Linked DNA regions of Mus musculus: all the other regions are linked to region 1. A link is a loop called in an ENCODE intact Hi-C map of the cell type or tissue named here. Cell type or tissue: heart. All regions are shown on one strand.

Region 1 (5,000 bases):
CACTTTTGTAAGTGAAAAGTTCTAGAAATTGATTGTGTGACAATACAAACGAACTTAAACAGTGCCGAAGTATATACCTAAAAAGGGAAAATCTGATCTTATGTGTGTTTTATCACAATTAACGTACATTAAAAACCAGTCGATATCTGTCTCAGGGTTTCTATGCTATGAAGAGACAGCACGACCATAACAACTCTTATTTAAAAAAATATTTAATTGGGCTGGCTTACAGGTTCAGAGGACTAGTCCATTGTCATCATAGGGACAAGCATGAAGGCATGCAGCCGACACTGTGTTGGAGAGGAGCTGAGAGTTCTGCATCCAGATGTGCAGGCAGCAGAAAGGGAGAGCAACATTGGGCCTGGCTTGGACTTCTGAAACCCTAAAGCTCACCCCCATTAACACACTTCCTCCAACAAGGCCACACCTCCCAAGAGTGTCACTCCCTATGAGTTTATGGGGGCCATTTTCATTCAAACTGCATAACACCTAATTTTCAGAAACACCTTCTTTTCAGTTAAGGTTACACACAAGTAAGGATTTACCAGGGCAGTCAGCAGCATCTCCTTCAGTGTTTCCTTCCCATATTCCCTCTGGGCCCATTTCTCCTTGCTTTTACCACCATCTGATATATTTTATTCATTTTTGTGTTTCTTCCATCAGAATTTAGAGAGAAACTTTCTATCATAGTCATTTAGAAGCAGGTCCTCTGTGCTAATCATTGTCTCATTCTCCTTTTATTATTTTGTTTTTTGGGTTTTTGTTTTGTTTTGTTTTGTTTTTTTGAGACAGGATTTTTGTGTGTAGCCCTGGCTGTCCTGGAACTCTCTCTATAGACTATAGACCAGGCTAACCTCGAACTCACAGAGATTTGCCTGAGTCTGCCTCATGGTGCTGGGATTAAAGGCATTTGCCACCACAACTGGTTCATGTGTCAGTTTTCAATGATAAGCAACTTATAAGTAGGGGGGAGGAGGTATATATTTTGCCTCATAAGTTCACAGATTTTAGGCCATGATCTCTAGGCCTGTGGTTAGGCAGACTTCCACACATCAGCGAGTGTGTGGGAAAAGGCAGGAAGTAAAGGTGTTTTCTTCATGGCTGACAAGAAACAGAAGAAGGAAGAAGGGCACTGGTCCCAATAACGTCGTATAATATGCCCCCAAGAACCTATCTTACTCTCACTGACCCAACATTAGATTCTATCGTCTCCTGGCAGTGCCACTGACGGACAAGCAAGGCTTGAGCATATGGGGGACATTTCCAATCCAAACTTTAACCCCCTTTAAGTAGGAAAGAAACAAGCATAAACCTTCTACTACAATTAAAGTACTTTATGGCTACCAAACTACCTCAGTCAGAACTTGTGTGGCTACTTATGTCTACTGTTAAAAAGAAAATACTATGTGCAAAAACTTTAAGATCATAAACATATATCCCTTTAATTTGGACGGTGGTGTTTATATTACTTAACAAAGAGGTACTTTTGAATGTTAATAGTTCTGTGAAACTCTGCTCAAATAATAAAGTCTTAAGATTTCATGCTATGTAAAGGCTACAAAAAGTTGAAATGTGATTATATTTGCTCTTTAGATATTTGGGAAGCTGAGAGACTGCCATTCATATATTTAAAAAAGTGCTTCAGAATATACATGCAAATTTGGCAAATGGTGTTGGTTTTCCCTATGGTACTATGAATTTTTAAAAAGACGTTTTAACAAATCATAGGTTAATAGAAAATCTCTAGTTTTGTAGTTAATTTTCCTTAATAATAGAAATAAAGTTTAGATTAAGAAGTACATGGCAAAATAGTGAATTTTTCTTTAGCACTGAAGAGCAGTTACAAAGGGGTAGTTCCAACAGTACCTGGAGAATCGGTCTACGTGAATTCCTACCTAAGCTATTAAGGAATAATAACTAAAAGATGGTCATTTATCTCCTACAATGGCCTTTCAAATGCAACAGGAAAAAAGCCCAAGTAGAGGAAATTATGCCACAAATTTTGGTATTACATTGAAAATGATCAACATTTAATTGTTCCTCCTCTTACATTAATCACATATCTGTTTATTCCGGGGAAAGTGGACACTGGTCCCACCACCCCACGCACTATGTTTATGCATAATCAGCCCCAAAAGGTAGAGATAATAGCATAATTTAATTACAAATAAAGGGCCTACCTACACGTTGCCATTTGTAAGCAATTCTTTTGTATAGACACATAGATCAACAGGATTATGCACTTTAAAATGTGAGGTAACAAGGCATTTAAAAATAACCAAGGTTTACGGCTACTGCCCTGCTATCACTGACTGCATAAACACTGCAATTTAGCTGAAAATATATGGAACAGACGGGATATTTTTGCAACGGTTGAATAAGATATTATGATGCCAGAAATACAGCTGTCCCCAGGCAGTTAAGCGCTCTCCATTGAGTTTCTTTACTGTTGCTTTTGAGTAGGAGATTGCTTGGTACTGTAGGTCACTGGTTAGGGTAAAGGACCTCACTGAAAAATTCATGCACACTTTGCTAACGTGGGAGAAAAAATAGTGGTATTTTGGAACTGTTAATTGGAAGAAGGGGCATAAAAACATGCTTTTTTTTTTTTTTTTCTTTTTTTAATAAAAAGGTCTTGCCTGGCTCTTGCCGATTTAATGTAACAAACCCGCGGATAGTAAAAGGTATATAACTTGACAAGCTGGTGCTGCCGTCTTGTCCTTCACCGCCTTTTCTGCATGATCAAACCTTAAATTGTTTTACGGACAGCCCCCAGCCGTAGATCCGTGTCTTCCTGGGTTTTCTAGGCTCCTTTACCACTACCTGAAGAGATGGAAGTCAGCCAGTCCTAGCACGAGATCCCTGCTCCGCCCCAGCTGCCCTCTTCCAACATGGCGCCCCAGGAGGCGGGTCCCACATGTCGGCTCCCCGGGTTCCGGCGCCATCGCGTTTTGGTTCCGGAGTAACAGCGGTCTAACGGCCGCCTTCCTCCTCCTCTCGCCGCCACCTCCGCTGCCGGGACGCGGGCCTCAGTCGGACGATCCTGCACGCGCCGCGCCCTCCGGTTCCGGCTGCGGTCCGGGACCCGCCCCTTGACCCCGCGGCCCTGGGCCCCCCTGCCTGGTTGGAGGGCAGGCGCCACCGGTGCACCTCCGAAACAGCCCCGACCCAGCCCGCGGCGCCCGGCCACCGTCCCCTTGCCCACCGAGACACTCAGGACGGCAGGACCCTGGCCACTGTACCTGCCTTAAACCAGGCCGTTGCTCCGCTGTCTCCTCTTACTCACAAGGACTACAGAATGCTTGTGGGTTCTGTTTTGTCCACTTTTGTAACTCCAGGACCTTCCGCTCTCTACTAATTCCTCTTGGCCGGTCCCCCAACAGTGCATCCTCTCCTAGGGACACTCCACACGACCTGGGCCTGGTTTTGGGCCTGCAAGCTCCCTCCTGATCGCTCCTCTTCACTTCTCCCCATCTTCTTGCTCCCTATTTATCGCCTGCCTTCTGTCTATCGTTCCCCTTGTCACTTCTTGGGGCTCCTCCTAAGTAGGGGCAGGTCGGTACCCCTCGCCCCAGGATGTGAGACCCTTTAACCTGTAATGCTGTGGCTGGCCCTTGGCCCCTTCTGTGCCATGGAGAACCAGGTGCTGGTGATTCGGATCAAGATTCCAAATAGTGGCGCGGTGGACTGGACCGTGCACTCCGGGCCGCAGTTACTCTTCAGGGATGTTCTGGTGAGTGGTGACTTTAGTGGCCAAATCCCAGCGTTGGGGATTATGGATCTGGATAGGCAGCATCTTGACCATTGGTGGCCTGAGCTGGCCTCTGGTGGGGTCAACTTACCTGTTTTAACCACAGTCTCGGTTAATTGCACTCACTGAAAACTGGTAAATGTGCAGCGCCCTGGGAAATTGATGTATCCGACTGAACCCCTGCCCTCAGGAAGCTCACAGTCTGGACTGTGACTTACACACCAGTGCAGACAACTGGGATGTAAAGAGTTTTAAAACTGTTTCTTATATTTTTCTCAAGTATTTGGAAAGGATTCCTGCCCTCATTCTAGCCCTGTCACTGCTGAGTTTCCTGAACTTGTGACCTGCTGGGAAAGGGACACCAGGGCAATCTTAGTTTACAATGGTTAAGCAAACCTTAGATGCCACTGAATGGGAGACCTAGACTTAACTATCAATATGGAAAGGATGCTGCCTGTTAGAACTACAGCACATCATTCCGTGACAAACACAGCTCAATTTCAGAGATGTTGAGTGTTCAGGGAAAATTTACATCTTAGAATCAACAGTGCATTGCCTTGGGATGCTTAGAATATATTTCACACAAAATTATGAAGGTTAATGTAGGCTGGCCCTTGAGTCCATATATAATATATACTATAAAACATTATGTATGTGTGTGTTTGTCCTGAATAGAGAGTAAAAGGACCTTCCGAGGACTTGCTCCTGAGGTTGAGAGTCAGTGCCAAAACTATAGCTTCCTTACTTAGTATATGAGTATATGTGTGTGCAGATGTGTGTGCGTGCATGTGGAGATCAGAGATCAGCCTCAGATGTGCTCAGGTGCCATCCACCTTGTTGTTTTGGGATAGGGTTGGCTGGCCAGCAAGCCCTGGGCATTCGCCTGTTTCAGCATTCCCAATGTTAAGATTACAAGCACTCATGCCACCAAGCCTGGGCCACCTGTCAAGCACCCACTTCCTAGGTTTTTTGTTTATTTGTTTGTTTTTGTTTATTTTTTATTTTTATTTTTTAACATGGGTCTAGAGATTAGTCTCAGGCCCTCATGTTTGCATAGGAAACACTTTGCCAGCTGAGCCATCTCCCTGGCCCCCAAATTTACTTTTGTTTCCTGTAGTGTCCCCATATACTTCAGTCCACGTGCATCTTTCTAGTCAGTTGACATTAACAGGGTGACATATATGTATGTCCACAGTAACTCAGCAGGAGAATTTGGTGTACGGGGAAGAATGTTTTAACAGGCAGATGT
Region 2 (5,000 bases), 570 kb after region 1:
AGACAATCTGAGGGAGGTGTTTTATTTCTGCTGACATTCTGCCTTGCCAGATGACTCTAGCTTCTGTCAAGTTGACAGGAAACAAACAAACAAAAACAGAAGACAACAACAAAACAGCCTCCAAGCCTCCCAAAACAAAAACAAAACAAAAAACCACTCCCCTTCAAAACCTTCACAACTAGCCAGCACAGCCTAAAAAACACTTGATTTTCTTACAACCTGAAGTCCCAGCGCAAAAACAGGCCAGCTTTCCCTTCTACTAGTTATGTCAGCAGAAGTTAGGGATTTAAGAGATGGTTCAGTGGTTGCTTTTCCAGAGGATACAGGTTCAATTCTCTTCCACTACATGCTGGCCCACAACCAATCTTTAGTAGGACCTGATAATTTCTTTTGAAGGCACAGTGGCATTCATGCAGACACAGAACCCGAATACATAAAATACAGAAATAAATATTAAAAAGGAAATCTTATCTTCAGTTCTTATTTCCAAGACTGTTTTTTTTAATAGTGTAAGCCCCCTCCCCCCGACATTTGCATAGGGATCTGAAAATAGGTAACTGTTTTAGGAGATAATCTGAGAAGTGGTTTATCCTCCACTTAATCCCAGCCTCTCCTAACTGGCCTTTGAACTTCTAAACTCTTGCTTCCTGGGCTATGTTCTGCACACATTAGGGAGCATGCATGTGATCTTAAAAAAAAAAAAAAAAGCGCCATCTTGTCACTTTTCTATTTAAAACTCCCTAAATGCAATCCCAGAGTAAACCAAACCGTTTGCATAGGTCACTGGGCCACATGACTTGCATCCTGCTGACTTAATCCTTTAGAACTCTTCCTACAGTCAGCAGCCACACTGCTTCTGTTCTGAGCTCACCATCTGTCTTCTGCTCAGGATCTTTGAACTATTTCCATTGTCCAGCCTCTGTTTCAGGCACCTGTTACAGAGGACTTCTCTGACCACCCAGGCGAAGTCTCCTAGTCCACACCCATAGCCCTTGTTTCATAGTAATGACATGAATCCAACAACTCTACATCATTTATTTGTCTGCTTTCTCCACACAACCACACAAGCCCCAGGAGAGAAAGGCCTAGCCTAGATGAAGAAATCTCTGATGCTAACCAAAGCCTTGTACGTGAATGGCTTATAGCATTCTTTGGATAAATGCTCTTTTCAAATCCTAACAATTCTGTGACGTGTAAGTGAGACAGCGGAGGTTCTGCAGGGTCAGGACTAGAGACTGGTTCCATCTGGCTATGACTGCTGCCTCTTAGCTCTTTATCTTACACACTTAATCCCCTTTCCTGGGAGGTCTGGTGAGGCTTTCAGTTGCTTTTCAGTGAAGCGGCTCTCGCCCTCCCAAATTTCGGAGGCTCATAATAGCCCTTATTCAAAAATGGATCTTTTGGGTGCTCTTTCCCCTTTTCCTGTGGCCCCCACCTCGCGCCCCCGCGCGTGAATCACTGGCAGACAGTATCCCACAGTAATAATCATAAAACTGGATGTGCTTTCTAGCCCGTAGATTCAGTAGCCTTCTCTCCGCCCCCAGCCTTGACTAAGCATCCTAGGGTCCTGTGGGGGCGAGATGGCTACTTGCGTCAAGGGCACTAGGGACTTTCAAACCCGCATCAGAGCTCAGCTAACTGCGCACAGCGGAACCTTTCTTTAGGATAGCCTCGTTTGCCCGCCGGTCGGTTTAGGAAGCAATACCTACTTAAGCGTCCCTCCCACTCCTGCCTTCCCTCCCTCCCTTCGGCTCCGTCTGCGGCGGCTGCTTTCCTCCCGCCCTAAGTTCCGGTGCTGGTGCTGCCGGCGCGGTCCGCGAACACCCACGCGCGGCTCACGGGAGCCCCGCTCGCCAGCGGACCCTTTCGATCGCCGGTGGGCGAGTGCCCGCGGTTTTCCTGCGGCGAGGAGCTAAGTGGAGGCCGTTCCAGACCCTCCGGCCCGGCGCGGGCAGGCGTGCACATCGCTCGCTATCCAGGGCGTGCGCGGGCCTCTCGAGACCCCAGCGGCGACCCGTAGCTCGGGCGCGCGCCTGTCGCAGCCCGCAGGAAGGAGGCGGCCTGAGACCCGGGGCGGCGGCCGCCATGGAGATCCCCTCGGCCCAGGGCCGGTGCCTGGGGCCTCGGGGGCGGCCCTGACCGTCCTTCTCCCCGCCCGGGCCGGGTCCCACTTGTGCCTCCGGCGGTGCTCGGCCACCTCTGCGTCTCCGCCCTCCCTGGGTCGCGCTGCTGCCTGGACACGGCGGCGGCGCCCTGTTGAATGGGCTGTGAGGGCCCGGGTCTGAAGTGCTGGTGGACGCGGCCTCCGGGGGCGCAAGGCAGCAGCAGCGGTGGCGACCAAACGGGTGTTGGAGTTGGCGGCGGCCATGGAGGGCCTGGCTGGCTATGTGTACAAGGCGGCCAGCGAGGGCAAGGTGCTCACTCTGGCTGCCTTGCTCCTTAACCGGTCAGAGAGCGATATCCGCTACCTGCTGGGCTATGTCAGTCAGCAGGGAGGACAGCGCTCCACACCCCTCATCATCGCAGCCCGCAATGGGCACGCCAAGGTGGTGCGCTTGCTGTTAGAACACTACCGTGTGCAGACCCAGCAGACCGGCACCGTCCGCTTCGACGGGTAGGTACATCCCAACTCCATCCTCCCTCCGACGCGCGCGGGCCTCCCAAGCCCTGGATCCTCTCATCCTTCATTAACCCTGTTTTCATGTGTGGACTCAGTTCTTTTTCATATCCCTTCACCCCCATTGATGCCCACCTCGTCTCCCAGAGCTATGCTTTGCTGCCTTTTCTTATCGACTCCTACCCTTTTCCCCCTGTAGGTGGTAGCCACACCCTGGGTCTTGAGATCTATAGTCTTCATTAGTCAGCGAACACGCACTGTCGGAGTGGTGGCTGCCCATCTAGGTTTTTGTATCTTTATATCAGCACTGGCGTAGTAACCTAGATCGGAAATTAACGAGATCAACAATTAAAATTGAGGACCTTTTGATGCTTCATTTAACCTCTCCATATCCCTTCTCCTCCCGCTCCCCCCCTCCCGTGGTCGGATCGAGCCTCAAGCAGGTCGTGGGACTATCTGTTAAAATAAGCCCCTAGAATCTTGTCATGCAGCTGGGCATCTCTAGGCACGGTTCTGACTCTCCCACAATGCTGGCCAATATTTTTGGCTGTACAGGTGGCTCTGGGCCTGGCGTAGAAGTTACGCCATTGCTAAATTACATGTATAGGGTGATACAGTGGGAAGGTTTCACAAACACTTAACATTGTTCAAAAATTTACTATTTACTATTATTCTAATATTTTTTTTCATTTGAGGTTAATTGTACATATTTTTGGGGGGCGGAGGAAGATAACAGAGTCGTCACGTTTGATACCTTTTTTTTTTTTCCTGTGCTGAACGATTGCGGAATGATTGGCATAATATAGCTGTATTCAGTTTGCTTTGTTTACATTGGTTTTTGTTGACCTGTAAATGAATAAGCTATTACTAGTTTAGCATTTTCTTTTGCAGTAGGTGGAATCTACGTATAGAAATGCAATTTAGTTTTGGTTAGTAAAAACTGCCTGACCAAAAAAGCCTGTTTGGAAGCATTCTTATATTCTCTAGCCCCTCCCTCCCTCCCTCCCTCCCTCCCTTCTTCTTTGCTACTTCTGGTCTCCAAAACCAGGTCTTGCTGCATAGCCCAGGCTGACCTGGAATCCCCCAACCTCTTGCTTTAGCTTCCATTATAGGTGTGGGCTTTAAAGCATCTTTTTTTTTTTTTTTTTTTTTTAAAGATGAATGTTAAATTTTGTTTGTTTTTTTTTTTTTTTTTTTTCCTCCTTAAACCATAAAAGCTTTTGAGTCAGTTTTAAATGAGAGGGAAATGATTTGGACTGTTGTATTCTAATGAAATGCCAGCCCCTGGGTCATAGCTTATATTTGGTTCTAGTGTAGATAGTAGGAAGATGAGCAAAGATGGCAACCTGATTCATGCCTATTCTTTGGCTTTGTGTCCTAGAGATCTCCAGCATCTCACAACTTTACCTATGCCTGAAGCAGGATGGCCCCACTATGTAAACATTCATATCTATTAAGTTAGGAATGAGTCCCTGTAGTAGCAGCTGTTGCTATGGAGCTTGTTGAGATCTGGGTTGATAAGAGAACCTGTCAGGAAGAAATTAGTTTTCTCACAAATTTAGAAAGGCTCTGGCCATTGCTGTCTTAGATCATGGACGAGAAAGCTGTTTTGAGGTGACAATGAAAAGAACCTGATGCCAGGTGTGGTGATGCAGGCCTGTAATCCCAACATTGGGAAGTAGGAAACGTATGTAAATTTGAGGTCAGCTTGGTATATAAAGGTTCCAGGCCAGCTAGTGCTGCATAGACCCTGTATCAGAACAAACAAGTACCCCTCCGCCTGATTCCTGACGTGATTGGAAATGCAGTTTTGAGCCTGTGTACCTGAATATCTTGTTCACCATTCTGCACAAACTAGTGAGATTAAGAAATTCTAAAGCAGACAGACAGTTGTCAGACATCCACTGTGTGCTAAGCTTTTGGTAGGGGTCTGTATTCAGAGACAAATGAGACTTCCATTGTAGAGGCTGACAGTTTGCTGAGAAGGGAGGGGAGAATCAAACATTAGTAATCACAGATAATCTGCCATTTAGGCTAATAAGAGTCCTTGAGGCTGCTGAGAGAACAGAGGAAGAGGAAGCCTTCAGCTTTGTGGTGGTAGAGAATCAAGGCTTGACAGAGGAGGTAGTATTTGAGCTGGATCCATGTAGTTGATAAACCATCACACTGTATTCTACCTAAAAGCTTTTATAACCTCTTAGGAAACCAAGTAGATTGGTTCTCAACTTGTGGTTTGTGACCCCTTTTACAGGAGTCCCATACTAGGTATCCTGTTATGATTCATAACAGCAAAATTACAGCTAGGAAGTAGCAACAAAAATAATTTTATGGTTGGGGGTCAGCACAACAGGAGGAACTAAATATGTGGGACTAAATAAAGGGT
Region 3 (5,000 bases), 84 kb after region 1:
GTAACATTCTGAAAATAGGTTTAACAGCATACAAAATTCCCTTAATGGCCTTTGTATGGACCGTTACTTGCCCCCGGAATATTTCTTTGCTTCCTTTGTTATTTTAAAGGGTGAAATGGAAGGTTAAGACTCAGAAGTGCATTTGATCTTTTCCTGACCCTCTCTTGACTTTTGTGTGACTTGAAGCATGTCACTTGAACCTCTCAGTGACCCCAGTTGCCTGGTGTCACAGGGGGACCGTGCAGAGCAGCAAATCTTAGTCCTTGTCTGAGCAGATTCACCTGCAGGGCCCTGCTGCCAGCCTAGAGCCAAGGGGGATCTCATTCTGCAAGGCAGTGGTCTATTGGACCACACTGAGGCTGTCTGGGGGCCGGTTTGGTGAGAGCCCTACTCATAGCTTTCCCAATTTTTATACATTCCCGACTGAGGCCTCTTTTTCACAGACAAACAACACATTGCTGCTCTTCTTTTCTCTGATCTGAGATACGATAAGAGAACTTTACAAGTTTTTGTTTTTAAAAGGAAGATCATTTTAGGAAAAATAGAAATGTGTCTATACCATGCAATCTAGAAAATTTTCTGCTTCACACAGCACATTTAGAAAATTATGCTAACCACATGTTAGATACTGTCTGATAATCACCTGCACACTTGCTAGCTCGGATTTGACCAGCTTTTGTTTGTTTGGTATAGGTAGCAAGACCATTGCAAATAAGTAGAGCAGAAAACAAACACAAATACTGCTAGCCATCTAGAAGCAGAACCTCTCTCTTCCATTACTGCCTCTGTAAAATCTTTCCAGTAGTAAAGCTCAGGGAATTTACTGGACTCCCCAGGATTGTTTTCTGATTGGAAAAGAATCCATCTAGCGGGATTTCTTAGCTGTGTATGTAGCATGCATTGAGTATCATTCCTGGAGTGCTTTGGATTTCTGCAGCTTTTAAAGCAGCATTTAAATGGACCATTTGATTAATCATTTGTATCCTGGCTGTAATCCTCCCAAATTTCCTTTCTGAGTTGTACATACTGTAAAAGACAATTATGTCTCCACAGATTAAATAAGTGAATTAAAACAGAATAGTGGCTTAATTTGACCTGTGATTTTGTTCTCCTTGCCTTTAGTAGAGCGCATGCCACTCCAGCAAATAAATGAAGTCATCCATGACAGCTCGTGATGAATTGCCGTATTTATACTGTATATTTTAATAGTCTCACACTAATTTAAATTGAGCACAGAGTAAATTATAATTCAGTCACTTGACTGCTTGTATTTAACTTGACAGCGCATCCTTGCGCGTCCTGTCCGGGAGATGTAGCAGAGAGAGAGAGAGCGGTGAGAATGCAGGCAGGGACCTCCATCCTGGCTGAACCCTTCCTCCCAGAGCTGCTTCCAGCTCCTTCTCTTCATTCCCTCTTAAGCACTTGGCTCAGCCTGAGGAGAGAAGATTCAGGCAGTCCACACTGTGCTGGAGCTTCAAAGGGAAAAATCCACACTCGCTGTAATTTTCTCCCTAGCTTTCAGAGGAAGAATTGGTCTGGTTTATTTTTAGCATTTTTAAAGCTCACTGGCAGGAATGCCCGGGGGAAGGGAGTTTACCTCTCACGAAATGCCAAGCTCCCAGAAAACAGAGCTCGTGCACATGCGCTGTGACAGCATGGAGTGGTCTTCCTCTCTGGAATTTGTAGAAATGACCTGATTTGCTTTTCGGGGGTTATGGACTCCCAGTGCTCTGGACTACAGCAAGTCTCGAGAGATCCAAACCAATCAGACCAGTGGGTGAGCCTCACGAATTCATCAGTCCTAGTCGAGTTTTGGTTAGTGTGGCACTTTGGTTTGTTTTGGTGTTTGCATCTTTGGTTTTTGGTTTAGTGGCAGACATCACACGATCCATTTCCCTTGGATAACAGCACATCTGGAATACTGCTTGTAAGGAACACTTTAATCAGGTCCATCTCAGTGACTGGGTGCTGCTCTGAGGCTTTGTCCTGGGTGCTAAGGAGTCATGGCTACTCAAACCCTGCCTTGCCCTGGCCATTCTGGCAGCTTTTAGGAGATGCTGGGGCATTAAAGCCAGTTGTGGTAAAGATGAATAAGGGTCAAGTCAGAGATGAATTCTGAGGTAGGTGTCTGGAGGTGGTGAAGCATTCAAGCTGGGTCTAAAAGGTCAAACCAGCTTTCATAATCAGTGACTGTGGAGTGGAAGGAGGAAACATGTGCACGGCCGCTAGGGTGGGCCGGAAGGCAGCTGTGTAGGAAGGATGAGAGGAGGGTTAGCAGGAACTCCAGAGTTGCAGCTTACTCCACATCATGGGAACTCAAGCAAGGTTCTTGTTCAAGGGACAGATAAGGTCTCGGAAATTGCCATCAACTCCAAAGCGTTGGCTAGCCATGTGCAGCCTTAGCCTTACTTCTTACTTACGTGACTGCTACCATTAGAAAGAGGGATATTAGAATAGTCATTTTCTTTCCTTGTGGTTTACATAACTCCCGTTTTTTGCTTTATTCAGTATAATGATACATGGTCCCCGTCTGAGATCGGAACTGTAACTCAGCACTGTAAGGTGTGGATTGACTGCTGTAGCAGTCCTGACGGTTAGGCTTTACTCAGAAGTGTTTACAATCAAACTCTGCTACAGTTCTTAAGGATTCTTCTCCACCTATTTTATGTTCTTACTGCCTTTTACAAATATATTTTTTAAAGGTTTTTTAAAACGTGGTTTCACTGAAGTACTTAGTCGTTGAGCCGGGTGGGGTTCTGACTCTTTGGTAGGGTACTCTTGGTACCTGCACTCGTGAGAAGGTTCCAGATCAGTCCCCAGTGCACACAGCTGCCTAAGGGAAGAGGAAAGTCTTTGAATTAAACTCGAGCCTGCCCTGGGCAAGAGCGTTAAGTTCATATACTTGGACATTTCTGTGTTATAAAATCCACCTTGGTGGCAGATACTTAAGGAAAACCACAACCCGTCAGGAGGTCCTGGCTAAGCGTGGGAGTCAGGTGACGTGAGGACCTCTCCAGCTCTCAAGTCTGTCAGCATTTATAAAGAAACATTACCCACATGGGAGGAAGTAAGGTGACAGGGTTTTTAAACTCCCATTTCTTTTATTTCTGAAAATCCCATTTTAAAATGTTCTTTTATTTACCATCCCCTCTGCTTATCTCCGAGTGCCTGCTCACAGGGCTCTGCTCTTTTAATGATCTTCTTCTGAAAATAGCCGGTGTGGCTCAAATAGGGCACATAAATTGAGTGTTATAACTTAACTGACTTTTAAAGCCATTAATGCTGACCTCTGAGACCTGGCTCCTTCCAGGGTTCCATCAATCACCTCTGTACCGCCTCCTCCAGCGCAGAGGCTTAGCTTCAGAGACAGCTTTTTTTTTTTTTTTTTTTTTTTGGTGCTGGGGTTATGGGGATGCTGCATAAAGAAAGCACGGTATTTCTTTAGTTCTTGTATCTCACGTGCTATGTAACTTAAGGTAGACGAATGTGTTGACGCTGCTGTGTCTCTTCAGGTTATTCTGTTAGACATTACACTGGAGCTTCAGAAGCAGATCATGTCTGAGCTGGAAATCCTTTATAAGGTATTTTTTTCTTGGTCACTTTTATCTATGTAAATGCACATGGTGTCAGCATCTAGGTGTTAAACTACTTTTGTCTTATTTTTGTTACAGTGTGACTCATCGTATATCATAGGATTTTACGGGGCATTTTTCGTAGAAAACAGGATTTCAATTTGTACAGAATTCATGGATGGTGAGTTGTTCCCTTTAAACTACATTAAAAATGATTTTTTGAATCGATTGACGTAAATGTAGTCTTGACACAGATGTCCATTCCACTTTGGAGTGAGTGGCATGTGTTAACAACTGCCTTCTTTACACTGGCAGTTCTCTTCTGTTAGGGTTCCTGCTATTAGATATTTGTAGCTTGAGTGTAATAACAAGAATGCAAGTTAATCTCCTTTTACTAAAAATTTGCACTCGGGTCCAGTCGGCGCGAGGTCCCTGCTGCCTCTGTGCAGCCTGCCTTTGCTGGGAACAGATGCTCTGTTCTTTTAATGTTTCAGTCACCAAAACAGATTTTCTTCTAAAGAAATCTATTAACCCAATGTCCTGTGTCTTTCAGAAAGAAATAGGTTCTTAATTGCTAGACAAGAAATTGTTTTTCAACACAGCTGTTTAGCCGAGCTGCGTTTGGCTCTGTTTGGACGTCAGGCCTGTCCTCCTCTGCTTCTCATTCATGGCCATCAGCAGCACTCCCTTGATCTGAATATTGTGACAGGATATAGAGCTCTGGAAATCCTCTCACTGAAATGTCATTGTTACTCTTTTTTTAATGTATTGTAAATTTGGACACGTTCCCACCTTTTACAAGGTCAGTTTCAGTATCTAGCCTCCATTAAAATGTAGCATATGTGCCTTTCTACTTTCTTAGGTACATGCACACACAAAACAGACATACCATACACATACATACATACCACACATGTGCACCACTCACACAAGAAATATACCACCATACATACATACACACACTACACATACATACATACATACATACATACACAAATGCATACACGTTTTTACTTCTTTATGTATACACACCATGCAGCCACATATACACACACACCACACATATTCTACACAATACACTCCCCACACACATCACACATATACATACCATACACATGCATCATCTATATACACTACACACATGCACACTCACACATAGGCACACCTTTCAACTTCTTTAGGTAAACACATATATACCACACACATAAACATACACAGTTACACCATACATATACACACACCATAAACACACACAGGTACACACACACAAACACATACCCTTGATAACCACATAGGTAGTGTAATGGACACCGGTTAGGAAGCATGGGTTTGTAATCCCAGTACAGCTCACTCTTGTGAACGTGCATCCTTTGAGATCTGTATAACTTCAGTTACATTAAAACACTTTTTATTAAGATAGAATTAAGA

What was found. A loop is a pair of places that touch in the nucleus more often than their neighbours do. Peaks named below come from ENCODE experiments on the same cell type or tissue, not always from the same donor. Only the 100,000 strongest peaks of a DNase experiment are listed, where the experiment ranks them.
Region 2: it touches region 1 in a loop (2.1-fold over the local background); 4 of 42 quality-filtered maps call a loop at or near these places.
Region 3: it touches region 1 in a loop (2.1-fold over the local background); 2 of 42 quality-filtered maps call a loop at or near these places.

The regions. Positions count from the first base shown.
Region 1 is chr9:63,375,856-63,380,855 of GRCm38, reverse strand. Map2k5 (mitogen-activated protein kinase kinase 5) reads left to right here and starts at 2,954. Exons shown (of 22, transcript NM_011840.3): 1 at 2,954-3,733. The coding sequence starts at 3,599. In heart, no CTCF peak of the experiment used is centred here; a DNase peak (open chromatin) is centred at 2,925; H3K4me3 peaks cover 2,507 bases; H3K27ac peaks cover 1,712 bases.
Region 2 is chr9:62,808,672-62,813,671 of GRCm38, reverse strand. It overlaps Fem1b (fem 1 homolog b), which reads left to right and starts at 2,024. Exons shown (of 2, transcript NM_010193.4): 1 at 2,024-2,614. The coding sequence starts at 2,367. In heart, a CTCF peak has its summit at 2,264; DNase peaks (open chromatin) are centred at 1,741 and 2,011; H3K4me3 peaks cover 3,752 bases; H3K27ac peaks cover 2,198 bases.
Region 3 is chr9:63,292,277-63,297,276 of GRCm38, reverse strand. Map2k5 (mitogen-activated protein kinase kinase 5) reads left to right here. Exons shown (of 22, transcript NM_011840.3): 10 at 3,513-3,581; 11 at 3,672-3,753. Gm39355 (a long non-coding RNA gene) reads left to right here and starts at 4,502. Exons shown (of 2, transcript XR_870847.2): 1 at 4,502-5,000. In heart, no CTCF peak of the experiment used is centred here; a DNase peak (open chromatin) is centred at 2,236; H3K27ac peaks cover 253 bases.